Linked DNA regions of Homo sapiens: regions 1, 2, 4 and 5 are each linked to region 3. A link is a loop called in an ENCODE intact Hi-C map of the cell type or tissue named here. Cell type or tissue: natural killer cell. All regions are shown on one strand. Links, peaks and the distances in the headings refer to the core of each region. The heading gives the core; the rest is flanking DNA.

What was found. Hi-C counts contacts between places; a loop is a spot of excess contacts. Peaks named below come from ENCODE experiments on the same cell type or tissue, not always from the same donor. Only the 100,000 strongest peaks of a DNase experiment are listed, where the experiment ranks them.
Region 1: it touches region 3 in a loop (6-fold over the local background); 9 of 110 quality-filtered maps call a loop at or near these places.
Region 2: it touches region 3 in a loop (8-fold over the local background); 2 of 110 quality-filtered maps call a loop at or near these places.
Region 4: a loop joins it to region 3, with 12 times the contacts of the local background. A loop is called at or near these places in 3 of 110 quality-filtered maps.
Region 5: a loop joins it to region 3, with 5 times the contacts of the local background. A loop is called at or near these places in 2 of 110 quality-filtered maps.

The regions. Positions count from the first base shown.
Region 1 is chr1:221,774,449-221,780,741 of GRCh38, reverse strand. No RefSeq gene overlaps it. Among named protein-coding and RNA genes, the nearest start is that of DUSP10, 36 kb to the right of the region's middle. RefSeq lists enhancers at 1,783-1,832, 2,883-2,932, 2,963-3,012, 3,083-3,172. In natural killer cell, for the core only: no CTCF peak of the experiment used is centred there; DNase peaks (open chromatin) are centred at 2,031, 2,431 and 2,761; H3K27ac peaks cover 3,075 bases.
Region 2 is chr1:221,834,423-221,840,715 of GRCh38, reverse strand. LINC01655 (long intergenic non-protein coding RNA 1655) reads left to right here and starts at 50. Exons shown (of 4, transcript NR_125989.1): 1 at 50-180; 2 at 263-408. It also overlaps the pseudogene RNU6-403P. RefSeq lists enhancers at 850-899, 1,270-1,349, 166-1,365 and a silencer at 4,311-4,517. In natural killer cell, for the core only: no CTCF peak of the experiment used is centred there; DNase peaks (open chromatin) are centred at 715 and 2,635; H3K27ac peaks cover 1,404 bases.
Region 3 is chr1:221,706,265-221,712,557 of GRCh38, reverse strand. DUSP10 (dual specificity phosphatase 10) reads left to right here. Exons shown (of 4, transcript NM_007207.6): 3 at 6,092-6,293. Among named protein-coding and RNA genes, the nearest start is that of DUSP10, 33 kb to the left of the region's middle. RefSeq lists enhancers at 27-206, 4,440-4,549. In natural killer cell, for the core only: no CTCF peak of the experiment used is centred there; DNase peaks (open chromatin) are centred at 1,317, 3,387 and 4,267; H3K27ac peaks cover 4,848 bases.
Region 4 is chr1:221,791,213-221,797,505 of GRCh38, reverse strand. No RefSeq gene overlaps it. Among named protein-coding and RNA genes, the nearest start is that of LINC01655, 46 kb to the left of the region's middle. In natural killer cell, for the core only: no CTCF peak of the experiment used is centred there; DNase peaks (open chromatin) are centred at 3,025, 3,655 and 3,955; H3K27ac peaks cover 1,057 bases.
Region 5 is chr1:221,826,953-221,833,245 of GRCh38, reverse strand. LINC01655 (long intergenic non-protein coding RNA 1655) reads left to right here. Exons shown (of 4, transcript NR_125989.1): 4 at 5,490-5,580. Among named protein-coding and RNA genes, the nearest start is that of LINC01655, 11 kb to the left of the region's middle. In natural killer cell, for the core only: no CTCF peak of the experiment used is centred there; a DNase peak (open chromatin) is centred at 3,405; H3K27ac peaks cover 3,421 bases.

The sequences.
Region 1 (6,293 bases), core at 812-5,811, 68 kb before region 3:
CTAGAGAAGCAGGTGTATTGGTTATCTATTCTCTGGTTCTGTTATCTGTTTGACAAGTAGCCCCTAAATTTTGTAACTTAAAATAATTATTCTCTAACGGTTTCTGTGAATTGGGAATTCAGGAGCAGCTTTGTTGGTGGTTCTGGCCCAAAGTCTCACATGAGGTCACAATCAAATGTCGGCCAGATACAGTCTTATGAAGGCTTGCCTGGACCCTGGGATCTGCTTCCAAGGTGGCTCCTGACCCTTCGTGGACAGCTCTGGTTCCTCCCCAGGGAACCTCCCACAAGGCTGCTGGGGCTGATGGCAAGGTGGCTGGTTTCCCCAGGGGGATGGGTCCAAGGGCACAAGACAGAAGCCGCGACATCTCCCATGACCTCACCTCAGAGGTTGTACATTGTCACGTCAGCTGCATGCTACTGTGGTCACACAGGTCACCCCGAGTGAATGTGAGAGCAAACTGCTCAAGGGTATGGCTTCAAGGTGAGGATGAGTGGGGACTACCTTGAAGCTGTCTACCATAGCGGAGAAGGTGCTATTTGGAAATGCAGGAAAACTGGATTTGAGGATGGGATTGTTGCAGGGGAAGGACAGGGAATAGCAGACAGATATCAAAACAGAAGCTTGGGGACCAAAGCCTAAACCATGGGCCAACTTACTCAAACTGGATCATGGATTATGAATCCATGCACAGGAGACTCATGACCTTAAGGAAACCTGCAAGGGAGGTGACATGACTCAGGCTGCAATACTAGCTTGACTCCTGTCACTTCACTGCAGAGGAATTTGTGAGCCAGGCAGGATCCTAATGTGCATCTCTGGGCCTGCTTTCTCCAGGCTGACTGATAGAAGCTGTGGCTTGATGCTGAGTTCACCATCAGGGCTGAGGCTGCTCAGGAGCTTCCTTTTCCAAGCCCAGATAGGTCTTAGAGGTAGGTAGAGTGGCCGTCCATGCAGGGAGAGCCCAGAGGCTGGAGAGCTAGCTAGGCTCTGGTTGCGTCTGTTTTGTGGCTAGGTGGTTGGTTTCGCCTTGTGTCCTTAGGAGGTCCAGGGCTGCCCACGGCCACCATTGGTTTTCAACTGTGTGAACAGACACAATGCCCCAGACCAGGGAAGAGAACACTGCGAGTGTGCAAGCAAACTCATAACCAGCACCCCAATGTGCCTTTGTTTGCCCTCTCCCCCTTGGCACATAGAACCAATCTAAAAAATTGCTCCCTTACACTTCTATCAAAATCTCAAATTTTCAAAGTCCTATCAAGAATATTATCCCATAAGCCAAGGCTAGAGATGAGTTTTCGTAATAACTTCACCAGACAAAAGAGAAAACTGAAGCTACAAGAGGCAAGACCTACCCAGAACCATTTGGCTGAGCCCAGCACTCTGCCCATGGTCCATGCACCCCTTGACCCTGACATCAGCAAAGCAGTCCCCATCACCAAAGTGCTATGTGCCATGTGCCCCTGGGAAGAAGAACCAATCTGAGATTGCAAACAATGGGAAAGGACCTCAACTCTTGTGAGGCAGCTCTAAGAACTTTCAGCCCTAGACCTGTACATTTTTTGTGATTTTTTAAAAATGTAACTCACCATGCTATACACATCCTTAGCACACATCCCGTACACAAGCTCACTCTGCTCCTGGCATTGAGCACCCAGGGTCTCTTTAGGGGACTCCCTTTTTCTCCCCTGAACGGGCCACTCTTTACCATCAAAATGAATTGCCTATCATCTGTACTCGGCTTTTTAGCAGTCACAAATACAGGGTGGGGAATTTATTGGATACCAGGTGTCCTATTAGCCAAAGTCCTTTCCAGCTCATGCTGCTGAATGAGCCAGGTCATGACCCCAACCAGGCACTCTGGTTAGAGCTCAGTGTAGACAGATGTGCACACACTGCTGGGCACAGAAGGTTTGGGAGTGTAGACAGAGGAAGTGAGTCCTGTCAACTGGGGCGGCTCCTGCACTGAGCAGTGAGGGCTGTGAGTGAGAACTCTCTGATGCTTCCTCTCTATGTAAGGCCCGTGAGCTTTATGACTTCCTTCTGGCTTGGTTGTAAGCGAAAATCACCTCAAAAGGGGCGTGGGTAAGAGCTACTAGCCTTCTTGGAATGCCTACTATGTGCCAGACATGAAAGCAGATGCTTTTTTCAAATACTTCTGTCGGATGAACTTTCTTATTATTGTGGTACAGATGAGGAGGCAAAATCATTTGTCTAAGACCCCACTGTTTCAGCTGCAAGCTTTCGTGGCTCCTCAGTTTGCATTTTTTCCTCACTGCAGTATCACTTTGTGAAGGAGGTCTGAAGTCTTCAAATGAAAATAGAGTTTTCTCCTTATGTAAGTATAGCAATCAAATGTTCTGGAAAGAACACTGTGCCCAGCCAAATTGCTCTAGATGTTCAGGGCAGGAGAGGGGCGGATATCCTGGTGGTGATGACCACATAACAAGAAGAGACAATGTGTGCTTAAGGTACCAGCATCTCAGGGTGGTCTAGTATTTCTCAGAGAATGGTCTGAGAGTTGGCCTCTCGTGGTATAGGTAAATTTTTAAGTATTTATGAAAATGCTTATATGTCTGGTTTCAGCCTGATTTAGTAATTTGCTTGTATAATCTCTATGTCTATTCTTGGTGGTCCAAAGGGCCCAGATTAAGAATTTTATAAACATCCTGCTGTGTTTAGTGTGTTATACCTCGGAGTATCTATTTCGCTAACCCAGATGGTGCCGTTACCACACACATATCCTGCAAGGGGAGGGAATTGTATTAACAAGTATAACCAGCAAAACCACAGCATTTCACTTTAGCAAAAGGGGCCGAAACAGGAAGCAGGTAAATTCCCTGCTCCCACACATCTACCATTCTCTCCTCCCTTCTATGAACTTAGAGTCTCTGGTTTTGTGGCCACTGAACTTGTCTCCACCTCTAGGGGCCAAATTGGGCACTGGGGGGAATTCACAAGCTTTATATTTAGCTCAAAATCACCTGGGCTATATGTGGGCTCATCACTTCCTTAAAGGTGGAAGAAGTTATAATTTCTTTTTTCTCTCTTCTCTTTCTCTCTCTCCATCTTTTCTCTTCTTTTCCTCTGTCATTTTCCCCTTCTCCTTCCAAGCATTATAGTCTTCCTTGGACCGCTTTTTCCGAATTGGCTTCCACTGGCCCATTCCAGAGTACAATTACTAGTACTGTACTACATTTCCAATAGTCAATAAGAAAGCAGAAGTGGCCACATTGGCTTCCCCTAAAAGCAGCATCAAATTTCAAGTACTTTCTTATATTACCGCCGCTCATTCCACCACCCTCTATAAGCACACAACTCACTGCTGAGCACATCATAAATGCTAAAAAGTAGTGAATAAATCAACGAATTAAATAATTCTTTTATTCTAATTTTTTTTGTACAGCAAGCCATTGTGAATAAGATGGTTCTTTTATCCCCAAAGAGGTTGCCTATTGACTGAAAGCCTAAGCACAGCTTCTGAGAGTCACAATGAGATCACATCTCTACTGTACTGAAAATCTTTTCAGGCACCAGAGAGAAAGGCCTGAGTGTGATTCTCCTTCCCTGGTTCTGAGTGAGAAGGTCATTAGCTCACTAGGTACTGGCAATTTCAAGAATTGCCAAAATGACAGTGATGTGATAAGAACAACTATCCTGTTGGGTCTTTGTGTAGTATTTTTCCTTTGAAAACAGCTTTATGCTAATTATCCCATATGAAACACAAAAAAAAAGGAAGTGTGAGGTCAATGTGGCTAAGATTTATGTCCGTTTTGCAGACGTGGATCTGAGATATCTCGTGATTTGCTGGTGGTTGCACAGGTAGTGGAAGAGCTGGGGTGGAAGGGTTTCTTCCTGAGCAGGTGGCTGTTCCTCCCAGAAGTCCTGCCTACCTGCCTTTCTCTTGCTGACAGCCATATCACCCACTTTGTTTAAGGGTCAAAACTGTCTCAGGTTGTTCTCACTGCTACACACCCACTAGCGCCATGACAAATTACAGATGCCATGGCAACATCAGGAAGTTACCCTGTATGATCTAAAATGGGGAGGAACCCTCAGTTCTGGGAATTGTCCACCTCTTTCCTGGAAGACTTGTGAATAATCCATTCCTTGTTTAGCCTATAATCAGGAAACAACCATAAAAACGGGCAACCAGAAGCCCTCAGGGCTACTCTGCCTATGGAGTAGCCATTGTTTATTCCTTTACTTTCTTAACAAACTTGCTTTCACTTAAGAAAAAAAAAAAAACTTTCTCCAGTAAAAATTTATGTTCACACCTAAAATTTGTAAACCAATGTGCATAGCATCTTTATTCATGATGGTTAAACACTGGAAACAATCCAGATGTCCATCAATAGACGAGTGGATAAGCAAAATGTATAATCCGTGCAATGGAATATTATCGGGCTGTCAAAAGGTATGAAGAGCTGACACATGCTGCAACATGGCAAAACCCTGAAAACATTATTTTAAGTGAAAGAAGCCAGTCACAAAAGCCCACATTATGTATTATTCCGTTTAGACGAAAAGCCAGATTAGGCAAATGTATATAGATGCAAAGTAGATTAGTGGTTGCCCAGCGTGGGGAGTTGATGAGGGTATTGGAAACTGATGGCTAATGGGTACGGATTTCTTTTAGGGGTGATAATAATGTTTTAAAATTTTTGATGGTGGCACAACTCTGTGAATATACAAAATCTCACTGGGTTGTATAATATAAAAGAGTGAATCATATATGTAAACTATATCTCAAGAAAGCTGTTATTTTTTTTTAAAGACTGACTCTCGGCTGTGGCTTTCATAATCTTCTTTGGCCATGGCTTTCCCCAGGGCTCCAAAGCTAGGCAGTGCCCAAAACTGTCTCCTCTAACTTTGTTTTACAGGGAGACATTCCTCCAACTCTGCCTGCTCAAATTTGTGGGGTGAAATCTGGTGCCTCTATATTTCCAAATACAAAGCGCTAGAGGTTAAGTTGTGTGCTTCTCAAATGTCAGTGTACATTCTGATCCCCTGGAGATCTTGCTAAAATGCAGATTCTTAACCTTTGGGTCTGGGACACAGACTGAGATTCTGCATTCTAAGAAGCTCCCAAGCAATGTCAGTGTAGCTGCCGTCCTCATTTTGGGAAGCCAAGGTGTCGACCACAGACCCAGAAGATGCAGCCTTTGACTCCTCAATGCCACCAATACAATTCAATCAAATATCAAGATTTTCAAAACATAGTCAATCGAATGTCTTTTTCCCACTCTCTATCCAATTATTAGGTGCATTTATAATGGAAGATTGTTAAACACGATTACCAACTTGGTGAAATCCTTTGGTACACAGTAATGTTTATGGAAAGCACCTAACAACTTGGTGGAGTATTTTTTCTTTGAACTGACTGAATTGGCCGTTTTTGGTTTGCATCATAGGGAAAACCCTGAGTTGTGCTAAGTCTGAGCTTCCTTAATCATTAACTATACATTTTAAAAGCACAAGATTAATTTCTGTGTTCCAAACACCAAACATGTTGTCATTTTGAGGAGTGGGCAGGTTCAGAGGACCTCCTTAGAAGGAGATAAAAGCCAAGAGATGATGAAGTTTTTATTTTTATTTCGTTTTATTTTATTTTATTTTATTTTATTTTATTTTATTTTATGGTAGAGATGGGGGTCTCACTATGTTGCCCAGGCTGGTCTTGAACTCCTGACCTCAAGCAATCCTCCCACCTTGGCCTCCCAAAGTTCTGAGATTACAGGTGTGAGCCACCACGCCCAGCCTGGATGGTGAACTTAACTTAGTTTTATAGCATCAGTGGATTGTGATAAGAGTTATGTACACAACTTAATTTTTGTTTAATAAGCATGTGGTGTGTATCTGTAACATAAAGAACACTATGCCTGTATCTCAGGAAGAGATATGTAAAGATGAATAAGATGCTGTCTGTGCCCAAAGAGAGGCCTTTATTCCTAGTCAGGGAGAGAAACAAGCTCACCAAGAAAAGCAAGAAATAAAAGGGAGAAGGAGAGAGCTTTTTGCTTGTTCTTGCTGTTTGATTGGCTTAAATTTTATCTCCATAGATTTTACTTTCTCCAGCTGCAAAGCTGAAGGCAAAGCTGAAGAATCCTGGACACTCTCCTTTGTTCAAATAAAACTTCTATTTACACAGGATTTGCTAAAGGAGTACAAGGAAATGGCAGAGATAGCATTAAGCTCACACAGCAGTTCCGGAAAGCGCCCCTTCATTGTTCTCAGGCTCGTACCTGCAGTAACAGGGCCTATAGGCTTTGAACACAAGACAACTGAGTTCG
Region 2 (6,293 bases), core at 510-5,509, 130 kb before region 3:
AGGTTTTCATAATGAATGCAGCATCCCTGGGGAGTGATCTGAAGCTGGCGAGGCAATGAGAACACCCTGGCAGGGCAGCTGAGCTGGGTGGATCCTTGTTCTGTCACCAAGCCTTTAAGTCATATGCTGACATGTTACAGTCCTGCCTGGGACCCTGCCCACAAATACTTAAGATACACGGTGAGCTCACAGTCTGCTTGTCTGAGGTGGGAGAAATCATCTGTTCCATTCTTAAATTCCTCCTTTCTCTTTCTTTCCCCAGACTTTGGGAATCACCCAACTGATGGAAAGAACCAGGAAAGGGGTCAGGATCTGCACCTTGGCAAACTTTGAAGAACACCCAATTTGATGAATGAAAACTCCTCACTTGTGCTCTGGTGGTGTTTTAGGACAATGGGCCCCTCCTGGGTAATAGTTATTGATGCAGTCTCTATCAGTAACCACCCCAAGTTTGAGATCCTTTACAAGGGAAGGTCATATTTCCAAAACTGAAACCTTGACCAAGTATCCCAGAGAGATAGGAAGGAGATACCACTCAAGTGTGTCATGGGCCTGTCCCAGGGCCTGGGAGTCAGCAGTTGGTGGCCTGGGATCCAAGGGTTAACAGCATGACCTGTTCTGGCTGGCACCAGTCACATGGTGTGCCCAACCTCACTGTTATTATCTGTTTCGGGTGAGTCACTGAGAACACAGACAGGAAAGACCCATGAACTTAGCTAGTTTCGCCCCAGGGTGTGAGACTCCACACAACTGAGTCTGGGCCACTGGCAGTGACTCATGGCGGGCCTCATGGGATTGCTGACGCAAGGTTGGAAGGGCACGTGGTTCTTCCCCCCACCGCTGGGTAGAATCCCCGCCAAAACATCCAGGCTGGAAATCCATCTTGGTCCTTGGGGAGAGAGAAAATAAAAAAGAATCATTTCTGATACTATAGCAAAGTATACAGGTGGATTTGGCAGGTCCAACTGACGAGTCTTCCACATTCTGAAAGAATTGGCTTTCTCACAATGTTAGAGTCTCTAGGAGTACTGGGGAGTGCAAATTCAACTGTTATAACTGGCATATGCAGAGAAAACGGCCCTCCTATCTCTTTTCTATGACTTGTGATGTCTTCCTCCTACTCCTGACCATCCTCTTTGGGCCCCTGGGGGTTCCTGGCTGATTTAGCCTCACCTGAGCTCTTGGTGTCACTAGAGACAATCAGTGTGGCTGTGAGTCCCATTCATTCACTTCCTGACCAGGCTATCACTCTGCCCTGTTCTACCTTTGCTGTTGGAGTTCAGGACAGGCTGCTCCAAAATATGGCCCCTTGGCATTTTAGAAAACAGCAGAAGCAGTAAGGACACTCTCTGACCTCCTCTTGCCCTTCTCCCCTAAAGCAGACTATCAAACCTAGACAGAATTTTCTGACCACCTGAAAGAGACCACAAGATCCTCATTCAAGAGGTGCCTTCAGGCCGGGTGCAGTGGCTCATGCCTGTAATCCCAGCGCTTTGGGAGGCCGAGGTGGGCAGATCATGAGGTCAGGAGATCGAGACCATCCTGGCTAACAAGGTGAAACCCCTGTCTCTACTAAAAACACAAAAAATTAGCCAGGCGTGGTGGCACACACCTGTAGTCCCAGCTACTTGGGAGGCTGAGGCAGGAGAATCACTTGAACCCGGGAGGCAGAGGTTGAAGTGAGCTGAGATCACACCACTGCACTCCAGCCTGGGTGACAGAAAGAGACTCAGTCTCAAAAAAAAAAAAAGGTGCCATCTCTATACCTAGAGGAAAGGAACATCCTTATCCTCAAAGACACAGAGGCCAGGAAGAATCTGAACAAGGAGGTCTTGCTAAGTTCCCCCAAGGTTGTTACCATCAGATCACACCTTTTTGTCCTCCAATCATATTTCTCCATGACTATCCACTCTTCATCAACCCAAGCATAAAAATAAACAAGCTTCTCTCTTTCTTTGGGTCTTCGTTTCCAAAGGCTTCCATCCACATAAAACTTACATTAATACATTTGTATACCTTTCTCTTGTAAATCTGTCTTTCGTAAGGGGCACCTTACCCATGAACCTAGCGATGGATGTGCAAAGAAAAGGAACCTTTCCTCCCCTCCACCGGTGAGCTGGACTCTCAGCCACATTTAGGTCCTGACTCAGGCACACAGGGACCCAGGGAACCTCACGAGAGTTAAATCTCAAGAACTCCCATTCTGCTGCCCACCTGCTATACACAAATGGGGTCTCAAAATGGGGAACAAAGTCAAGAGCCACTATCTGCCCTTGGTGTTTCTTTTATTTATCATCATTTTCTCTTCTTGATGAATTTCTATTGCCATTCATTCAAAAGACCTATTAAGTACCTGCTATTTGACAGGCTTAACTGTGACCTCATCCAGGAAGTTTTCCAAAAACTTCCTGAAATGTCTCTTCCTGCTCTGTCTTTCCAGGGCACTTTATTCCTACCTCCTATTCTGCCTCTCACATATATTGCAGGGATCTGTCACTCCCCTGTTCTGTAGACCTCCCATGTTCCTGCTCGAAAGGAGAAGCAGTCTTATTCAGCTTCTCGCCACCAGCGCTTGACACTCTGAATGTCTGTTGATAAAAAATGAATAACGAAAGGAAACAGAGGCGCAAACTTAAGTATAGAAACTCTTCATACTCAGAGAGGCAGCATGGTTTTGTGGTTCAGGGCACAGGCTCTGAAGTCAGACCGCCTTGGTTTTAATCCTGGCTGTAAGATTTAGCAGGAGTATGAGCCTAGGCAAGTTATTTAACTGCCGTGTGCCTCACCTTCCACATTTGAAAAGCGGCAATAATAAGTACCTGCCTCATAGTGTGCTCGTGTGGATTAAATAAAATAATCTATAGTAAGCATTCAGAATAATGACAGGTATGTAGTAAATGCTCAGTAAATGTAAACTATTACTGTTTGTTCTTCCCCAGTGGATTTGAGTCTTTATGGTGAAATGCGTATGCACTTAGATGAACAAATGGATGGATTTAGGGTGTGATTTGAGTTCCATTTTCAGTTAAAAACAGAGGGGAAAAGTCAATGGATTTTATGCTTTGCCGTCAGACTTCCCCAGGTAGATGGGAGATACATCTAATTTGTATTCTCTTTGCTTTACATGGAATCTAATGCAACAAGAAGGATGAAGGGGCATAGCAAAGTGTAGCTGTGTGTAACAAAGAAAATATAGTTGGAGGGCAAAATTTGTCATCAAAGAAGGAAAAAAGTATGCATTTTTCTTACTGAAAAAAAATGCATAGTTTTTTCGTTGTTTGCTTCAGCAGTACATATGCTAAAATGGGAATGATACAGAGAAGATTAGCATTGGCCCCTGTGCAAGGATGACATGCAAATTAGTGAAGTGTTCCATATTTTAAAAAAATCATGAAGGTAGGATTTGGGACCAGTTCCACAATATGAACTGCTAAAAACCCATAAGATAAATGGTTACTTTTAGGGAGCTGGCAGCAATCCCTGGTCTGAAAACATGTAATTTGAGACAATTTAGTTAATCTTGAATTTGAACAAGCTCCTCAATAAACTCTTTAAAAAGTGTCAAATGAGCTTTCTCTAAGGATTCCCCCAACACTCACCTTTGGTCTGGTAGCTCTCACTGGTGTCTCACCTCTCTGTTCAATGTCACAACTTTGCTAGAAAGTATAGTGGTGCCCCCTTATCCATGGGGAATATATTCTAAGACACCCCAGTGGATGCCTAAAACTGCTGATAGTACCAAACTCTTTATGTGCTATGTGTTTTCCTATACATGTATATATATGATAAAGTTTAGTTTATAAATTAGGTGTACTAAGAGATTAACAACAATAAACTAGAATAGTTGTAACAATATACTGCAATAAAAGCTATGGAAATGTGGTCTTTCTCTCTCTTTCAAAATATCTTGTTGTACTGTTCTGCAGGGTAGTTAAAACTGCAGAAATCAAAACTGTGGATAAGGAAGGACTACTGTAGTCACAGACTCTTCCAGAAACAGTCAGATGAAGTCTTGAAAAAGTGCCCATGAACATGGGAACCACTTGTAGCAGATCATGGAGACCACAGAAAGTTAAAACACACAAAATGCTGCCTCCAGTTCCCAGAGCACTGAAAAGAAGAGTCTCACGCTAGGTTGGGGAGTTAGGGAAAACGTGCTAAGCAAAATGAGGCAGAAAAACACACACACACACACACACACACACACACACACACACAAACACACACACACGGGAAGGTGACCAAAAGTGCAGGGCAGCATGAGGGGAATTTGGAGCACACCAGGGAAGTGAAGTACAGACTTGCTCACACTCCTGCAACTCCCTCACCCTCTTTTCCTGGATCTCTGGCTTTCCCTGGATTTCCCGTAATAGGATCTTCCATTTTCACCTCTTCTTTTACTCCCCTTCACCCTCTGTCTCATTTACTTATGAACTGAAACTGGCCTTCATCGGCTGGAGACAAGAAAGATGTTTAGCCCAGTGGTTCTCAAGGTTTGCTGTGGGGGAGTCAGAGGCTGGGCAGTCTCCATTTGTCCTGCAGAGCCACTCACGGTCCTTCTCACCATGCCCCATGCCCTAGGGGGCTGCCTCCTGTGTAGCAAAACTACAGGCTCTCTTGCCTCTGGCTTCTGGTTTGCAGAAGATTGGCAAAGTGAGGTTGGTGTCCTTATACCCCTATTGGGCCATCAAGCACTGGCTGAGTCCCTCCATGGCAAAATTCCAAGCACATCCTATCTTATGGCCCTTCCCACAGTCCCTCTGCTCCAGATTCCAGTAACCCATTTGCCGCGCGTGCCCCTGCATAGCTGCACCTAGGCTGTTAACAGCGCACAGCACTTGTGACTTCTCCTTACCCCGACTACCTCTCTGAAATGGTCCCTTTATTAAACCCTCCTAAAATTATCCTAATTTGAGTGTGTCATCAGTTTCCTTCAGGGGCACTGACACAACAGGGAGCTTGTCTAAACTTCAGATTCCTGGGTATTGACTGCAGAAATTCTGAATAAATAGGAGGTCCTGAGGGGATCTACATTTTTAGCAGGTGCCTAATTCTGATGCTGGTGGTCCAGGGATGATTTTGAGAGAGATTTGCCTACACCTTAACTGTTACAGTGGACACAGTTCAGATTGAGTCAAATAGTGAGAATAACGCAGCCCTCATAGTTCCCATTGTTCCATTGTCTCTCCTGAGAAGTCCACATTTCTGGGTGGGATCATTGTGAGCCAAGTTGGGAAAGGCAGGGAGATTTCTGAACCAAGCCCTGGAATCTGTGGGAGGGCTCTGGTAGCCAGAAAAGTAGAATTACAGAGCATCAGAGTATGTGACATAGAGTTTCTCAACACCTCATCGATTTATGCTGGCACAGTTTACCTATAGCCGAGGGCCCCTGAAGTTTATTTGTATTGATTGCAACATCACTCACAGAATGGGGAGATGTAATAGATGGCATATGCTCGAACATGAAGTTGAAGAGTGGGATCTATGCAAGCCAGCCATGCATGCCACTGGTCTCCCCAATGGTTGTTACTAACACAGTGTGAAAAGGAGGCACTTGGCCAAAGAGAAAAGAATCAGAAAATGAACTGGTGTTAGGGAAACAACAAGCACCAATCAGGCATGCAGAGAAAACCCAAAACCTACTTGCATCTTGAAGTCCTATGGACAGAAGCCTGTCCTGTTTTGCAAGTATCAGGTGTATTCCTGGAAGATGACTATTTCAGGTATTTGGAGTAATACTTGTTTAGGTAACAGGGCAGACAGCAGAGGTGGTTGAAGAAGAACAATGCCTCTTCTGGGAACTGCAACCTCCTGCTGTTTGTCTGTTTCCCTTCTTAGCATAGTAACTCAGAAGGTAGAGGGGCCAGCTCAGATTCTCCTTCACAAGGACATGCTGTAGATGTCAGGCCCCACCACTAGTGCCTGCCTTGAAGGTCTTCAAGCAAGAATCTGGTCATAGACATCCCCTTAAAGAAAATCTAATTTAAATCCTCTGCTATTGCTAAATGATGTGCCAGAAGAGATTACCCAAATAAACTAATTTGCAATGACTTGAATGAAGTACACGTTCCCCTGGCATTCTGCTTCCCACCATAGCACGCCTAGGTGTGATATGCTATTAATCCCTTGGTAGCTCTAGAAGAAGAAGATGGGCTGTAGTATCTAAACCCTGGATTCAAATCTTGGCTCTGTCACCTGCTTTGGAAGGGTTATTTAACTATTCTGATTATTTGTTTCTTAACAAAACTGAAAAAGTCTGGGAACCTCATAAGAAGATGAAATATTTCATCGTA
Region 3 (6,293 bases), core at 634-5,633:
GTTTTATGTATATGTGTGTATTTTAAGCTTGTGATACTTCCTTGTTTATGTCTTTTCAAACATAAGGCATCTCACATGTAAGCCAGACCACACTGGTTTGAGGGAAGCAGTCAAATGACGTGATCATAAGAAGACTTCTCTCTGACTCATAGTCAGCCTCCTAAATCTCTTTCTTCCCCTGAGTAAGATAAATACTTCTTTATCTCTTGTTTCATACCTTATACCTAGTGAGACAGCACTCCCATTCAACTCTCTCTGCCTCTGTTTGATAGGGCCTCCCTTTACTCTTCTTGGGAAAGAAATACAAGTTCCCTGGGGGCAAGATCCTAAGACAATTTAAGTAATACTTCCTTGGGTATTTTACAGTAGGAATGATTTTCATCTTGAACTTGAAAATACCCTACTGTAAAATACCCAATTCCTACTGTAAAATACCCAATCACATCTATGGAGTATAAAGAACATTTCATAGAAAACAAGAAGTAGAAATAATCTTTGTGGATCGAGCTGGTACCCACCACCACCCCACATGTTTCTCCTGTTAAGATAGGTGATATTCTGCCCTGAAACTTATGAAGTGACTCTGACCCTGTCTTTGAAGAAGATTTCAGCCTTGGCAGCCTGACATCAGCTCCAGTTCATCCAGGCTTTGTTCTTCCACAGATTCTTGTGCTTATAGAATCTTGAGTGGCTCTGATGTTCTGTTTCCATGGAGTATATCATAGCATCCATCTGTTCCTGGTATAAACAAAATAGTATGCAACTTACAGCAATGTCTCTCCCACTTATAATAAAACACCTAACTCTCATGTAGCATTTTATCCATATTGAGAGCTCTGTGAGATAGAAATTATTATATTACAAGTCACAGATATGTAAACTGAGATGCAGAGACATCAATAACTTGCTCAAGGTTACAAGGTAAGTGATAGGAGTCAGGAGTTTTAACTCAAGCAATCTGGCTCCAGTCTATGATCTTAACCACTATCATCAAGGTACTGTTTTACTTTAAAAGACTGGTTACTCAGTAAGAAAAACTAGGCAACAGAGAGGGGTGATCAATATGCTTATAGCAAACTGTAGAAGAGTCCAATTTTAGCCTACACCCCTCCCCCTGGTCTTTGGACATTACTTCTGTTTGCTGACCTTCAGTGAGAGTGTTCCTTAAATTTCTGGAAACAGCTCACTTTCTAGCTTAGCATAAGACCAAAAAGGGCTGTCCACCTTTAGAGTATAAAAATCTCTTGCTTATAGATTCTGCATTTGGATGTGGTTTCTTTAACTCACAACCCAGCGCATTGCTTCTGAATCACATTACAGAGGACTCTTCTGTTTCTAGGACTGCAGTCGCCAAAACAGCAACAGGAGCTGAAATGCATCTATAAAGAGAAGTTTCCCACTAAAACTAGAATCCATTGCTTCAGTAGGACTGTCACTGAACTGACCGTGTGTTAGAAGAAACTGGCAGGCAGTATTTCCACATATAGTTCTTTAGGGGTGCTAGGTATTCTTTGTTGCTGCCATTTAGAATCAATGTACTGACCATACTCATTTTGGCAGAGAACCTACTTTTGACATAAGCTTTGAAAATGTTTGCTGCCCCCCCACCCCGCCTTGCCTCACCCTACCCCAGCATTGTTGCTCATGGCTACAATATGTTCGCACTAATAACTGCAGGCTCTTGTGCACATAAGGAAGTTAGCCACCTTGGTAGAAATTAGAGGAAAGGAAGAAGGAGGGAAGAACAGTTTTATTTTCAAAATCCAATTCTGTGGAAAAACCAGAAATGCAAAGACAGTGTTTGTTAGGAAAGCTAGGACCAACAAAGTGAAATCAGATATATTTGTTTAGGAAAAATAGGGAGCTGTTGCTTTCTTTATGTTAAAAGTATGTTTTGCAAACTTTAAAACTGCTCGGATACCTTGGTTCCTAATTCTTTTTTGTTAAATAAAATTTTAAAAGTAAAAACTCAGGAACATTAGTTTACTTATATAGAGTCTTTATATTAAGCAGATTTTTTTTTTTTTAGATCTTTAAAATGGTAGTTTCCCAAAGTGATGAAAAGAAAAAGCACTTACAATGTGCTGGACATTGTTTTAAGGTACTTTATTAACCACTTTAATCATTACAACAGTACAGTGAGGTAGGTACTATTGTTATCCCTGTTTTGTATACAGGGAAACTGAGGAACAGACAGGTGAGAAACCTGCCCAGGGTCTCATAGCTAGTGTTTGGCTGTGCTGGGGATTCAAACCCAAGAAGTCCAGCCTCAATACTCCTTCTCTGAATCACTGCACTGCACTTAGGGCTCTCATGGACTATGCGTGTGCATAGATCTGTTGGAATTTAGAACAAAGGTGATGATATTGGGGGTAATAAGACATTATTTATCGAATACCTGGTCGTGTATCAAAACCTTTACATAGGCTTCCTGAACTATGACCCTGATGGGTAGATGATATTACATCCACTTAATAGATTGGTAAACTGAGGCTTAATGAGGGAACCTGACTTGCACAGGGTCTCACAGCTGCTAGGAGGCAGAATCATAACTGCAGCTAGGTGTGGTTTGTCTCTGACCTTTGCTCTTAACCTCCATGCTACACTGCTCCTGCTTTGTTTGTTAATTATCATGTTCTAATATTCTTAAATAGTAATAAACATAACATCATCAGGGTTCCTCATTAAGTGATCAGTCACTTTGGCCTCTGGTGATACTTGATGGGGTAGGGTCGGAGGAAAGTAACTGGAAAAGAAAAACCAGATTAGCTTTACTCTTCCCCCTCCCCTCCAGATTTCAATTTCAACCCTTCCCCAAGAGAAGAAAACAATCCTTCCTGCAGACTTCTCTGGAAAAAGCCACCACTGTGAGCTTCCACTCGTTGTTTTTTACTTTAAGCACCGTCCACAGAGAGAGTTTTTAACTGCAGTACAGAGCTGTGCATAAGCCTTATGGAAAACTGATGCCCAAGTTGATTAGCAGAGTGGCAGTTGAACAGGAGACTATTTCTTCAGACCCCTCAAGGAGAATTTCCTTGTTTACCTTATATGTTTAAATTGTAATATCTCCTTTTCTCTCCACCCCCACCCCTCCCACCTCCAAATATTATAAGAACAGAGTTCCTACATGGCTTAAACATACAATGCACCCATACTTTTGCACATAAGCATGCTCTGTGATTTGGAGCATTCTGTGTGTCTGTCTCAAATTCCCTCCTCCCCCCACTCCGCCACGGGTTTTTTTCCCCCCATTAGGCAAATGGAAGGCCCATGCCACCTGTTAGCATTACATCATTGGCTCCCCAGAACACAGTTGCACCAAAGGCCTTAAACAAAGTAGTTCTTCTTGTATTGTTTGCACTCAAAGAGCTGATATCATGCCAACTGATGTCATTGTATGTCTTTGTGTAACTGCTATGGCAACTGGGCAGGTGGGGAGCCTCCAGCTGATGTCATTGAGAAAGGAGGTGTAGAGGCAGAATTTTAAAAAGCTGGACGCTGCTTTTTTCTGTGTGTGGGGTTTTCTAGCATGTGTTGGTTTTTTTTTTTTTTTTTAAACTAGCTGCTTTTAAGACAAATTACAGCTTGAGTACCCTAAATAAGAACAGAGAGGTTTTTCCCCTGCTTTTAGAGCCTTCTTTTGAATTTGTTTTATTGTTCTTCCCTCTCATCTTATATGGAAAAATGTAACAACTGCCTTTTTTGAAGAAAAAAGTGAATTAGGTTCCCATCACAGAATCTGTGTGGAATTTGGGTTTTTGTGGAGGCGAAGCTGAGCAGATTTTAACTCTTCAGAATCCCTTTTGTGGAGGCTGTGATGATGACAATGGGTAGTTTTTATCTTATTTATTTTTTAAGTCTTCACTGGTGAAGTTATTTTCCATATTTTCTTTCTTCTACTTCAGAATTATCTCTTCAGGTTCAAACTTTATTGTCATAATTGCCTAGCAGAATAAACTATCATATGTAAGGGCAGAGGTTAATTCTAGAAATCAACTGAAATTCGTATATAGCTCTTGTTTTTCTTTTCAAAAAGCTAGGGTAGGTTTTGACTTCTTACTTTCAATGAGTAAAGTGAACATAATATTGCCCTTTGAGTTTTCTTTGGATCATAACCATACCTTAAGGAAAATATGATTTCTCTCTTTTACACAGCCAGCTCCGGGTCCATTGGTTGTGAAAAGTCATGAGACTCGGTCTAGGTTATGGTCTGGAGTTTCCCGCTGTGGTTTGTCAAAGATGAGACTTGAAATGGAGAAGAACATATGCCAGGCTCAGAGGCTAGTGGACAGATAGACTTCCTGTCCTTATTGCAACATAACCGTCTCTTGTTCATGCTTTGGGTTTTCTGCCTTATCTCCTGGAACTATCAAGACAGCCACAAGCCATCTGTCTTTGAGGGTAGATGTTGTGTTCTGGTGGCTTTCAGCTAATAGGACTTTTCCACTTCCCCCTCTTTTCAAAGGGAAAGCCAGAGTGTATCTAGTTCTGTTTGAGTAGGGTTAGAGCTCAGTTGGCACTAATAATGTCAATCCAGATTTTATAGCACTTACATGTATATTATTATAATTTGAGCTTTGTAATAATCCTTTGGGTTTATCTGTGCATGCCATTGTGTGTAAAAATATTAGCAGAAAATTTAAACAATAAACTATGATCCGTAAATTCCCTAATTTAAACAATTGTTCGTTTTTTGTACAGTTCTTCAGCTTTTGGTCAATGTTTTTTACTTAGCTTTTAAAAAATTTAATATTAAACCAAAATGTTTTATTTATTTTCACATCCTTTTTGCAACTACTCTTTTAAAGGCTACATAATACTCCGTGGAATGAATGTAATAACTTTTTTTCTTTTATTTTTGTGTTTTACTTGGCCTTTTTAAAATATATATAAAACAGATAACATTGTAGTGAACATCTCCATATATCTAGCTAACTATCTTTGGTTAGATGATTTCCCTAAGATCCATTCCCAAAAGTGAGATTGCACTTGTTCAGGGGAAGGTTTGCATTTTAAAAATGGAGAAATAAGCACAGTTTATAAGCTTTTTATACTAGACCCATAACTCGTGGGAGGCAGAGCAGAGCCGTAAGCTCAAAAGCATGCATTCACACATCCAAAAGAGGTTTCTTGATGGGTTTATGTGCCCACAAGCCTTGGAAAGTCGAGGAGTAAGCAACCGCGCTGCTCTCACATTCTGTTCTACTGAAAGTCAGGGTTGATAAATGTCAGGGCCCTACGTGGAGAATATCAAAAAAGATTATAAGAGCAGTCCTTCACACCCCACCCTGGCTTGTCTTTTCCAAGTACTTCTCTGCTGATTTCACCTGTGGGCAATCATATAAATAATATAAATTAAAATAGTGAATGCCTGCTGAGTTCTACTGTGTGCCAGGAGATGTGCTAAGTATTTTACACGTATTCATTTATCTCAGGCTCACAATTGCACTCAAAGGGAGACACCATCACCCTCAGTTTACAGATGGTGGAACTGAAGCACAGAGATAAATGAACTTAAGTAATAGTGTCAGGAAATGATGGTACCCAGATTATAATCAAGATAACCTGTCTCTTCCAATGTTCCTGCTTGTAACCACTCTGCTGTATTGGGAGCAAACTTGTCCCTCTGGGTGAGGTGAGCTATGAAGGGTGCAAGACATGCTCCTGTGGTGCTGAGATTCCACCCGAGGAGGTCATCTGTGCCTTTCTTGGCTCCCAAAGCACAGGGTTCTATGTAGGCCACTGAGCATATGGCTCTTTGAGGCAGGTCACATTTGCAGCTGAGGAAGATTGCCTGATGCCGCGTGGAACTCTTGCTAGGGGAACATGCCCTCATTTGTAGAAAGAGCACATTTCCAAAGTGTTCCATGCAGTGATACTCCCCGAAGCTTGTCTTGGGTCTCCAAATGGACTTTTAGTTTTTGTTTTGTTTTGTTTTATTTTTATTTTTATTTTTTTTGCTTAAATACATATTTATATATGTATTTAAAATATGCATGAGCTACAATGCAAACTCATTCTAATGGGGAGGTGGCATTCTCTGCCAGCTCTGAAATCTCAGTCACACTCACCTTCTGTGTTTGTGTTCTAGGTGGACTTAGTAGTTTTAAGCAGAACCATGAAAACCTCTGTGACAACTCCCTCCAGCTCCAAGAGTGCCGGGAGGTGGGGGGCGGCGCATCCGCGGCCTCGAGCTTGCTACCTCAGCCCATCCCCACCACCCCTGACATCGAGAACGCTGAGCTCACCCCCATCTTGCCCTTCCTGTTCCTTGGCAATGAGCAGGATGCTCA
Region 4 (6,293 bases), core at 402-5,401, 85 kb before region 3:
AGTTGGTGCACAACAATGGTAAATTGTGATAATGGTTTCCTGCTTTTTAAATATATATGTATCTCTATATGCACAAGGGATCTTCAAAATGTTCATGGGAAATGTGTATTATGAAGAAACTATGCATGGATTTTAAGATTTTTTGTACCAAAGTGAACCTGTACGAACTTGTTATAACATGTCTGAATAGAATCCAATTTGAGGCACTAACAAGAATAAAACCTCAATTTGAAAACAGCCCCTAACAGAGCAGCATGAATTCTGCTAAAATTTAAGCAAGAAAAAAAGATCAAATTGATGTTAAAACTTGGGTGGAAAAATAGTAAAATCACTGATGCTTTACAAAAAGCTTACAGAGGCATAAGTAGTTTACAAATAAATAACTTGTTTTAATAAAGGATGAGACAATGTTGAAGATAAAGCCCATAGCAGCAGACCATCCACATTGATTTGTGAGAAAAACATTAATCTTATTTGTGCCCTAATTGAAAAGGACCAATGATTAATAGCACAAATAGTCAACACCATAGATATCTCAATTGGTTCAGCTCACAGAATTTTGACTTAAAAATTAAAGCTGAGCAATCATTTTACTTGATGGGTGCCAAAGCTGTTGCACCAAGATCAGCTGCAGACAAGAGTAGAGCTTTGGATGCAAATTTTAAACAAGTGGGATCAAGATCCTGAAGCATTTCTTTGAAGAATTGTAACTGGAGATAGAACATGGCTTTATCAGTACGAGCCAGATGAGAAAGCACAATGAAAGCAATGGCTACCAAGCGGTGGAAGTGATCCAGTCAAAAGCTGACCAGTCAAGAGCAAAGCTTATAGCAAAAGTTTTGGGGGATGCTCGAGGCATTTTGCTTGTTGACTTTCTGGTGGGACAAAGAATGACAACATCTGCTTATTATGAGAGTGCTTTGAGAAGCCAGCCAAAGCTTTAGCAGAAAAATGCCCAGGAAAGTTTACTAGAGAGTCCTTCTTCACCACAACAATATTCCTGCTTGTTTCTCTCATCAAACAAGGACAATTTTGTGAAAGTTTCAACGGAAAATCATTAGGCATCCCACTTTCAGTTCTGATTTGGTTCCTTCTGACTTCTTTTTGTTTCCTAACCTTAGAAAATCTTTAAAGGGCACCCATTTTTCTCCAGTTAATAATGTAAAAAATACTGCATTGATGTGATTAAATTCCCAGGGCCCTCAGTTCTCTAGGGGTGGACTAAATGGCTGGTATCATCACTTACAATTATGTCTTGAATTTGATAGAATTTATGTTGAGAAATAAAGATCGTATACTTTATATTTATCTTTTAATTCCATTTTCCATGAACTTTTTCAAGTTCTCTCATATATATATATACATGTGTATATGTGACTACACATATATATAACTTTATATATATGTATGTATGTATAACTATTGTATTAAAACACAAGCAAAAAGCCATACATATAAGAATAAAGTCATAACAATCAGGTGAACAGAGTGCAGTTGTCAAGGCTTTTGGGAACAGGGTTGGGGTCATAGAGTTAGTGGCAGGGAAGGGAGCAAGGGGGAGAGAGGGGTGTTTAAAGTGTCTTAATATTTTGACAAGGCAAAGGTGACTTAATAAAACATAATTTTTTTTTCCGGGAAGTACAAAGAACCAAAATACAGTTTGTATAACTTTATTCTAAAAATGAATTTCTTTCTACTTTAACTTCTATAACAATGACAGTAGTTTTGATACGACAGACATCTTACATCAGGGACAATATGTTAGGGGAAGGATAGTACTGTGCCATGCAGAGAATATGGGCTTGGGGTCTGGGAGCTTGGGTTTGGGTCCTGACTCTGCCTTTCCAGCTGTGTGGCCCTAGGCAGGTTCCTCACATGTAACACGGGGTGGTTGTGAGGATTGAATGAGAGATGTGTGGTAAGGCAGCCAGCACACCACTTAGCACAGAAAACTTCCCACTTAGTCACAATCTTCCTCTGGTCTCAAAGACTTCGCCCACACTGTCTCTATACCCTTTTGCTTCCATCCATAAGCTTCTAACAACTTCTTGGCATTGGTTTAGTCTCACAATGGACTGTCAGATTGGTTGTATATGTAATTTGTACATTTTTTTCTGTCCTTGTGTTTTATTTCCTTGACATCCATTTCAACTTACAAGCCCCATTGTATTTAAACTTGTTCAATAGATAAAAATCATTTATTTATTCAGTTTTTACTCTGTGTAAGACACTGTGGGAGATAAAAGATGGATTAAATATAAACTAACTCTGCCTTCAATGAGCTATTAGTACAGACCATTGTGTCCTCATTGGGCCACTTTACAGGGATAAAACCTATCTGAATGCTCTAAAGATTCAGGGGAGGGAGACATCATTTCTGAACCATTAATCATAAAGAGGCTTCAGAGTCCAGACCATAGATGAGTGGGTCTGGAAGATTAGGTAAACAGGAGTATCAGATATTGCAGCTGAATTTTTTTAAAGTTTCAATGATAATTAACATGAGACATGTTTAGAGAATATTCAAGGTCCACCATGGCCAGAATCTAGGATCCATATACGAGGATAGTGGGAGATGTGCTAGGAGCCACAAATGTGGCAAGAGAATGAGCTGTTTTCTATAGGTGAGTGGAAAGCTTATATGATGAGATTTTTCTTTACAACAATCAATTTACCCTTAGCAGGCAATTTGGGTTGAAAAGGGAAGCTCCAGGAGGGGTGGAAAGTATTTGGAAGACTACGCTAATAGTCTGGGATTACAGCAACAGGAGCTGAACTGGGGCACTAGGGTGAAATGGAAAGGAAACAGAGGGATGGAGAATCCCAGACATCACTCAGGATGAACCAACAGAACTTGGCAACTGATTCATTTTGTAGAGCATGTATTTGTATCATCTGTGTAAGGGCACCCATTAACTTCCCCAGCAAAAGTCCCTTTAGCCTAGCCTGTGATTACTGACAGGGCCTCAATTCAAGTCATCCTCTTCTCTCTCCACCAATATAATTGCATGTAATTAAAACTTGATGTAACGTGGTTAGCCCAGAGCAGATGGGTTATTTCCCTGCCACCAGCATGACATCAGAATTTGGTTATGATAGTTTGGAACTCCCCACAAAGGAATCAGGTTAAACATTCTGAACAATGGCATTGTTCCCTTGAGCCAGGAGACTACAGTCTCCTGTGTAGGAGAGCGTTTGAATTGGTAGGCATGTTGTTGGGGGGTGTGTATGTGTGTGTGTGTGTGTGTGTGTGTATGTGTAAAGGAAAGTTCAGTCACTTTTCTCAGGGGCAGGATAGAGCCAGTGCTCCAGCCTGGTACTTTCAGACATGGTTCCATGACAATTCCAATAGAAAGCAGCCTCTTTTCACTGCTTTTGAGCTCTCTCCCCAAGAGGCAAGATCCTTTCTGGATCAAGTTAACACTGGAAAGGAGGCTTTGGAAATAGGGCAAGAAGAGTAGTGAGAGAGAGGAAAAAAGGAGGAGAATAGAGGCTAAGGCAGGCAGGAGGAGGGATAGAGAACTAGAGAGGAAGAGATGAAAGGAAAAAGAGAAGAGGGAGAGAGCACAGAGGTGGGAAAGGCAGAAAATGCCGGCTTGATCGGTAGAGGAACTGATACAGGCTTGAAGTGGAGAGAAGCTGCCCAGGAAATGCCTGAGACCTTATGAATGACAAGTGGTCACAGTCTACCACCTCTGCTCATGTGATCTCACCCCCTTGCTTTTATTTTTATTTCTTCACCCTGACTGCTTTGATCTCTTCTTATTTCTCCCTCTTTCCCCATGCATTTTTCTTGTCTTATCTTCCTCCTTACCCATGATTTAGTCCTAGAAAATCCAGGCTCTTTCTGCTTGGTCTATGACTTGAGGTTTGGGCTAAAATTGCTGCTGAATACTGAGCCAATGACTGAGCCCAAAGAAACCTCCAAGTCCTAGTCTCCCTCCCTCCTCACCACATTGACCTTCTCCAAAGGCTGACTCTGCTCTGTGCAGCTTGAGTCACGTGGCTCAGAGGTAACCTTCCTGTCAGCAGAGCTGCCTTGGCCTTACCAAGTGTACACATGTGCACTCTCACCTGTCTCTGACGTCCAGGCAGCCCTAGGCATGGCTTTTCCCTTAGACATTCCAATATAGTCTCCCTTATTTCTATACCTTCTTCTGATATAGGGACTAATGCTCACAGTCTTTCAGGAAAAATAAATTGTTCTGCCACCTTCATGGATCAGGCCAGTGGGCAGAAGTTACGTGCCTCAGCCAGTGATGCCTGGGCTAGTGAGCAGCAGACTTGCAGACAGAGCATGTTCATCAATTTCATGTTCATTGCTAAGCCCATGTTTGTCCCACATAAAACGGACTCTTGTCAGATAATGTTAATGGGAGTGGGAGATAGGGAGGTTCATCCCAAGGAGAGCATGTGCTTTACTAATGGAAGCACCAATATACGCATGGCATGCATTTCTCTATTGGCCCATTCATTTGTCAAATAAACATCTACTGAGTATCTACCATGCACCAAAATATGTGTCGGACACACTGAATATAAAAATCAATTGACAGAGTTCCCCGCCTTCAAGAAATAACACAGTTTTATAGGATAGGCAGATGTGAAAACAAATTATTAAAACACAGTGGAGAAGAAAAGTGATGAATTATGAAGGCTAGATGATAGGTTAGCTCTTAGAGAAAGAGTGGCTTATTGCCTAGCATGAAGAAAGTGGACTCCAGGCAGAGAACATAACCTATAACATACCAGAAGATACAAGAGCCTGGGCTATTTACACGTGAAGGACAAACTTATTGTGGTTCTATCACAAGGGTATGTGTGTGGTTGATGGAAAATGTGTGTGGTTGATGGAGAAGAGGATAGAAATCTAGATAGGAACCAAGTTATGAAAGGCCTTGTATGCCGAATTCATTTGGGATTTGTACTGGAGACAATGGGTGTCACTGAAGAATTATGAAATATTAGATGATCACATAAGAAATCTCAAATCTGGAAATCACAACAGTCCAAGCAATGGAAATAGAAAATAAAGTAAGTTAGAGCATGAGTTGGTGATCTTTTTCTGTAAAGAGTCAGATAGTAAATATTCTAGGCTTCTTAGACCATTTGTTCCCTGTTATGACTATTCATCTCTGCCATTGTAGCATGAAGACAGCCAGAAGTAAGACATTTTTAAAAAGTGAGCATAGTTGTGTTCCAATAAAATTTTATTTATGAAAGCAGAGTGCAGGCTGGATTTGGTTTAAAGACCATAGTTTGCTGACTCCTGAGTAAGAAGAATGTGTAAGAATAGAAAAAAAAAAAAAGACTTATAGGTGTTTCCTTGTGCTGGTGAAGATGGCAGTACAGTGATTGAAGTTCTCCCCTGCACTAGGATGTGAGGTTATGCTATCATTTCATATGTAAGCCTGCCTTGCCAGGGCGAAAGGAACACATTTACTAGTGTTATGATCAAAGTTCCATGACCATGAAGCAGTCTGAAAACAATGGGCTGGAGTTGATTCAGGAAATAATTGAACTCATCAGCCAAAGCAATGGGACCAGCAACATGGTCTGCCCACAGAAAGAAACAAACTCAGATGAAAAACTGAGTTTCTAAAGAAGAGAGTTAAGGCTGCCACTCAATGACTGGGTCTTTTGCAAGCATTCGGAATGATATTTCTATACAGCCATGGTTTCTGAAAAGCATCTTTTTTGTTAAATTATTTTTTGTCTTTATTATAGAGATGGGGTTTTGTCGTGTTGCCCAGGTTGGTCTCAAACTCCTGGGCTCATGCAATCCACCCTCTTCAGCCTCCCAAAGTGATGGGATCACAGGCATGAGCCACCTCACCCAGCCTGAAAAGCACATCCCATAGTGCAGAGGAAACAGGAGGCAGGGCAATGTCTTATGTGTGCCTTATAGCTAGTCATAGCTTTTCACTGTAGCAGCAATCCCAGGTCACCAGAGCATCACTTTGCCAATACAAGTCCTGGGACTTTCAAGGCTGTTGATATCCCCAGGGCTGTCTGAGTGAGGCCAGCCCCATTGCTGGTGGGGACAGACTTCCGAGACCTATTGCTGTCCAGCTAGATCCTTCTGTGGTCGAGACCTCAGAGAAACAAGTAGGCAGCAAGTAGATAGCACAGGCTCCTGGGTCAAAAGGGTGCTTGTTTGGATCCAGTGTGGACTTAATGAGAGTTAACCCCTCTGGTCTTCAGGTACCTCATCTGTAAATTGAGGATTTTTTAAAGTGCCTTCCTTACATGGTGTACAGATTAAATGAGATCATATCCGAAAAGCATTTAAC
Region 5 (6,293 bases), core at 431-5,430, 120 kb before region 3:
ACTCTCAGCCTAAACCTGATAGTCTCTTTCTTCCCACCCAGATACAAGGTACCTTGACAACAATCCTTTAAAAATCAAATAAAGTCCCCCTTGTTCTGTGTTGATTTTTAAATTTTCACAGATTTCTCCTTTTGCTAAAGCCAAATGTAGCTGCACAACTGCTTTTACGTTCTTTGCAAAAAAGCTATTATATTAAAAAGAAAATGAGAACGCTAGGCTGTGCTGCCCAGTGGCTCCTAATGCCTGCATTACACAGACAGAAAACTGGGATTGGATCCTGCCCATTTTTCCTAAGGGGATGATGGTATAGAATCTGTTTAGTCAAGAGCAGAGGGTAAGAGAGGATAACATTTTTCTCCAAACAAAGGAAGGGCATGTATCCGCCAAAGGTTCCTGCAGCCAGGCCTAGGAATATCACCAGTGACCTGGCTTGCTTCCAGTGGGCCTGTTTGGTTTTGTCCTAGCATAGAACATAAACAGCATCCCATAGTCTAGGACAGCCAGAGGCTAAAGTGCCTGAGAGATTCTCAACCCTTTCTGTAACTATACATTTATTTTAAGTTCACTCCATGGACCTCCTCTAAACCCATAATTTTAACCTGAGTATCTTTTCTACTCGTTTTGTAGGTTTATATGTCACTGCTGTTTTATGCTACAAAGTTAATTTTCCTTTAATTCTCTTTATGTCATGATGAATTACTTACATTTAGGATCACTGTGTTTTTCTTTCTTTAGACAGAGACAGAGCACCTTAAGTAGTTATTCATAACATTGGGACCAAACTTTGGTAGTTTTCCTTTCTGACATCACAACTTGGTTCAGATTAACAAAGCAGTGGTCCCTGCCTCAGAAAGATGATTAAATTCCCAATGACAGCAAAGTTCACACAAAGCAGGTCTAACAAGAAGCCACAGTGTCTAGCGGCAGCCTGCAGTTATATGTGACAGGAAGCAAGGAGAGGGCTGGAAACTCCAGCTGGAGCAGTGCCTGACATGCCTTTACAGCCAGAAGTCTTTCATGTTTATTGATGCTAAGGAAACAATTATAATTAGTTATGGCTAACTAGGCAACATGAAATACCTTTCCATTTATTCTTAATTCTGTTTCTGCTCTTACTACCACCACCACTACCATTGATAGAAACTCTATGGAAAGAGGAAGAAGGGAGAGTCTGTGGGTAGAGGGAGGGATGGAGGATATTGGGCAGGTTGGAGCTAATGAAGGTAGTCTGAGGAACATCACACTATCAACAGTCTGTTCAGAAGGGAAAGTGATGACAACAGTGAGGACCTTTGTGGAGTGCTTGCTCTATGCTGGGCCCTGTTGTAGGTTCATTACCTGTATTATTTCACTAAATCTTCACTACAACACTATCAGGTAGGAACCATTATGATCCCTTAGAGTAAATGGATTGCTGCCACATTGCATGTAAAAGGGTGATGTTACATATACAAAGTAATATTGCATACAGATTGAAATCACATGTAAATTAAGATTGATATTGCATGTATGCAGATCATAGGTAGAAGGATGCATTGGAATCAAGGCCGTTTGTCAAGATGGCAGCACTCATTGGAAACTCTTCTTTCCTAGGGGTTACTATTTAAACCAGTGGCCTAGTTTAGAAAGTAACTTTGTGCCTCTTGGAAAAGGAGTTGGGAACAAAAGGAACTAGTTGCTCGTAGGAAAAAAGCAAACACAGAGAGGTTCTGAGATCTGCCCAGAAGGGGATCTGAAATCAAGACTAAGTGTGTAGTCCTTCACGAAGCAGCAGGCAAGGCTCATCTTAGGAGGAAGAAGAGGAAGCCATCATCTATGTGTCACAGGTGCTGAGGTGTAGGAGACCCCAACCCTCCAATCATCTTCCCTATTTAATTTGCTAATAATGCGTCAACATAGTAGACCCTGGCACACATTAGGAACTCAATAAATGTTACTTTTCTTATTTATTGGGTAAGATCCAAGTGCTTTATCCGTGAAGTACACCTTTCTGTAAATTTAGTTATACTGTCCATTCTCAAGAATTGATTTTAGGGCTGGGCACGGTGGCTCATGCCTCTAATAACAGCATTTTGGGAAGCCAAGGCTAGGAGTTTGGGACCAGCCTGGGCAACATAGTGAGACCTCATCTCTAAAAATGTTTAAAAAGTAGCTGGGCGTGGTGGTGGGTGCCCATAGTCCTAGCTACTAGGGAGGCTGAGATGGGAGGATCCCTTGAGCCCAAGAGCTTGAGGCTGCAGTGAGTTATAATTGCAAAACTGCACTGCAGCCTGAGTGACAGAACAAGACTCCAACTCACACACACACAACAAAGTTTTTGCTAAACAGAAGAGAGATTTTGGGGATATCTGGCAATAAAAGGAGAAAATACTCCAGGGGAGATGGATATGGGAAGGACAGAGTGGGACACCTAAGAGAAGCCCCACATGATTTTCCCAATATTGCCTGGGCAGCCCTAGGAGCTGAGGGATGGGACAAGGAGATACCAGCAGCCTGCAGAAAGCTGCAGAGCTGAACTTGCACACACACCATCCACGGACACCTGAATGCAGCCCATGTTTATGCCATAGCATGTGCTCTCTCTTATAAGCCTCATGCACCCGCTATGTTCCTTTAGCAGGAAAGCCATAGATTATTTTTCCAGTGAGTGGCCATTTGGAGGGAGATGTGCAGGTATTCGGTTTACAACCTCTCCCTGCTTGTTGCACAGCATAGGAAGGTGTGGAATGTATGATGGCACAAATAGTAGAACCTCCTCAAAATACTCTGAAACCTTCATCCTTTGCAAACCCAGAGGCTCCTTCCATCCTCCACTATTCTCTTTCAAAAGTCAATTATTTTAATCATAGCAAAGCTTTCTTGACCCCATATGTGTCCCAACAACCAAATGACAGTCTCAACAACATTTACCTGTTAGCTATGGATTCTAGTCTAAAAGGACTCATGTTGCTTTCATCTTCCTAGATCCAGTGCCTGGCACAGTGAAATAATTCAAAAATGTTTGTTGAACCCTTCGGTGATTTTACTATGTGCAGAAATGTATATCAAAATATTCATTGAAACATCTCAGCCCTGGATCTAAGAGTGGGTTAGGTGTAGGAAGAAAGGGTAGTGTACCAAAAAAAAAAAAGTAATATATGGTTTCTGTCTTCTAGAAGTTAAAAGCACATATTCAAAAGACAGGTAAGTAGCAACAGGCATGGTATGGTTAAACACTAAAATTAGTCATTTACATATTATCTGTTTTTCTCATACCCTCACTGTGCATTAGAAGCTTTGTAAAAACTACAGATGCCTGCAGTTCACACACAGAGATTCTGATTAGGTCTGTCTAGTCAGAGTCTACATTTTTAAACAGTCCACAGGCGATTCACATGCGTATCCAGGATATGAATCACTGTAACAAGTGCTAGAGAACAGAATTAAAACAGCTACCAGCAAGAACCAGAGTGGGGGGAGGAGTCTCACGGCACGATTGGAACCTCTTTTGAACCCTGAATCATACAGAGAATTTGGATTGTAGGGATGGAGAGGGGAGAGCCTTCTGGTTGGGAGGAAGAATTGAAGACATTGTGAACAAAGGAGGTTGAAAATTAGGGAGAATTAGGGAGCTATTGTTTAAAGGATACTGAATTCCAGATAGGAGGAATAAGTTTAAGAGATCTATTGTACAACATGGTGGCTAACCACAATGTATTGTGTACTTGAAAATTACTGAGTAGGTTTTAAGTGTTTTTGCCACAGGAAATGATGTGTGTGAGGTAAAATGTATGTTAATTAGCTTCATTTCCCCGTTCTATAATGTATATATGTTGTACCCCATACATGTATATTGTTTTTTATTTGTCAATGAAAAAAGCAAATTAAAAATGCCAATGTTAATTTAAAAAAAAGAGTTGAAAGTCAAATGGATACCTATTTGCTTAGTGGCAACCACATCTCAGAGTAAGGTGCAGAGGTGCCCATGTGAAGATGGGCACTGGTTGAGGTAGCACCACCTGCCTACCTGATGGCAGAAAGAATATCCTTAATGACCAAAGGAAGGCCACAGAGGGAAGGTAGGCTTTGGCCATGTGAAACCAAAGAAAATGGCTGAGGTGACTCAATCAATCTAGAGATTTATTCTGCCAAGGTTGAGGACGCACCCAGGAAAAAGGAACACCTGTGATTTGTGCTTTTTCCAAAGAGGGTTTGGGGTCTTCAACGTTTAAAGGGGAAAGAGTAAGCAGTTGGGGAAAGAGGAAAGAAAAAATAAAAAGGGAAGAATACATAAAAGAGGCAAGCAATGGCATTCTTTTGAAGCTAGATCCGTGTTCACTGAATCCACATTTTAAATGTGAAAAGAGGGGACAGAGGAATAGTCAACTATGCATTGGCTCCAGCTCAATGAATCTGCATTTTTAGGTAAAATAAAGTAAACATAGAGTAAAGGAAGCATTCAAATATGTATTTGTCTCAGGTGAGCAGAGGGATGACTTCTAATCCTGTCTTTGTTCTGTACCTATGAAGATAAGCTGTTGATTTACATTATCAGGGTGAAATTCAACAGAACTCTGTTTTAGGGTAAAGATCTTGGGGTGCACAGAGAATTTTCTTGTGAGTGAATTGTGAGGGAGGGCCCCTGGGGAGGCCTGTAACCTTCTACCTTTGTAGCTATCTATTTAGGAACAAAATGAAAGGCAGTTTTGGGTGACTCAAGCTTTTTTTTTCCCCTTTGGCATAGTGAGTTTGGGGTCCTGAAATTTTATCTTCTTTTCACAGCCATAGCCTGGGAAGTAGGACCCCTTTCTTTGTACCTGCAAAACAGCTGTGGATGGCTACAAAAATGGTCTTGAAAAAATGTTGAGATAGACAAAGAAACACATGCATTCCCAATCACAGATTTCATTATTAACTCTATCTCAAGAAAGGTGCTTGAGTTTGAGGTCCCACATTCTTGGAATGGTGACTACTGGGAGCTTCACCTTAAGGGTTGAGGATGTGTTTCCTTGGCTTCCCTCAATTCCCAGATTATCAAGTTTCTTTCTTTCAGTGACTCAGTGACAAAAGTCTTTTGCCTTTCTACTTCCTTTCTAGGGAGTAATAAAGAAGAGGGGTATGAGTGGGACTCAGGGATAAATGGAGGTAGAGAGGAGGTTCAAGAGATGAACCAAAAACATCTTAAATAAAAAATGCTCCCAGCAGAGGGTCAGGGGTGGATGTGCCTGATTCTGAATGCAAGTCAAATATGCATTTGTCTCAGGTGAGCAGAGGGATGACTTCTATCTCTGTCTTTGTTCTGCACCTATGAAGATAAACTGTTGAATATAAGATGTTCCTACCTGTTCTAGGGCAAGACAAGATAGTTAAAAAAAAAAAAAAAGAGGTGATGGTAGATGCTACCCCAAATGGAAAGGTGAGGGGTTATTGATGGCACACACCAAATTTAGTAAGCTCACTTATGACACCCAGTAAGGACTGTTTCATTGCATGAAGCACTTTTTGTGCAGGTGTAGGGACAGATCAGAAGATTCTGGAAAAGGCAGATCACCAAAGAACTCAAGATGTACTGATATTTTGCCAGTTTCCTTCATCAACAACTTGTCTTCTTTACCAACTAAGGGCAAACAAAGAGAACAAACTAAAAAAAAAAAAAAAAGAAAAGAAAAGAATTAAATAATTAAACAAAGAACTTAAATAAGAAGGTAAGACCCCCCCCCCAAATCTCCCAAGATAGTGAGAAATGTATTTGCGTCATGTCTGCCTAACAATGAGCTATTATTAGGATGGTAGAAAATAGCAGCAAGTAAGGACTACAGATTTCACCCAGAGGCAGAGCAGACAAAAGAGACAACAGTTTCCTGGGAAAGGAAGATGATTCCAGTTTAATTCATCCAACAAAACTCTTCCAAGAATGAGACCAGAAACCCTAACTGCATCTTGGAGGGAGCTGGAGGCTTTCCCATCACAATGAGGCCAACTGCTACCATGGGTGCCAGTGCCAGAGCCACTGTCTGCAGGCACTATCATGTCTGTGTGGGCCAAGGAGCAATCTAAATTAAGATGATCATCTAGGTCCTCAGGCCCTCAGGGTGAGTACATATTGCAGCAGTTTCAGCCTGTTTCATGCCCTCCATCTGCAGATCTACAATGTCTATAGCCAGATTCACTGACCCCCAACCCCTCAACTTCAGATCTCAATCCCCAGAACAATGTGGGCTTAAGACAGGAAATATTGAAGCGGGTTTAGCACTTCCTCCTCCTCCCCCAACAGCAGTGGCATCCTGGTGTTGAGTCATTCTCCAGATTAGGTT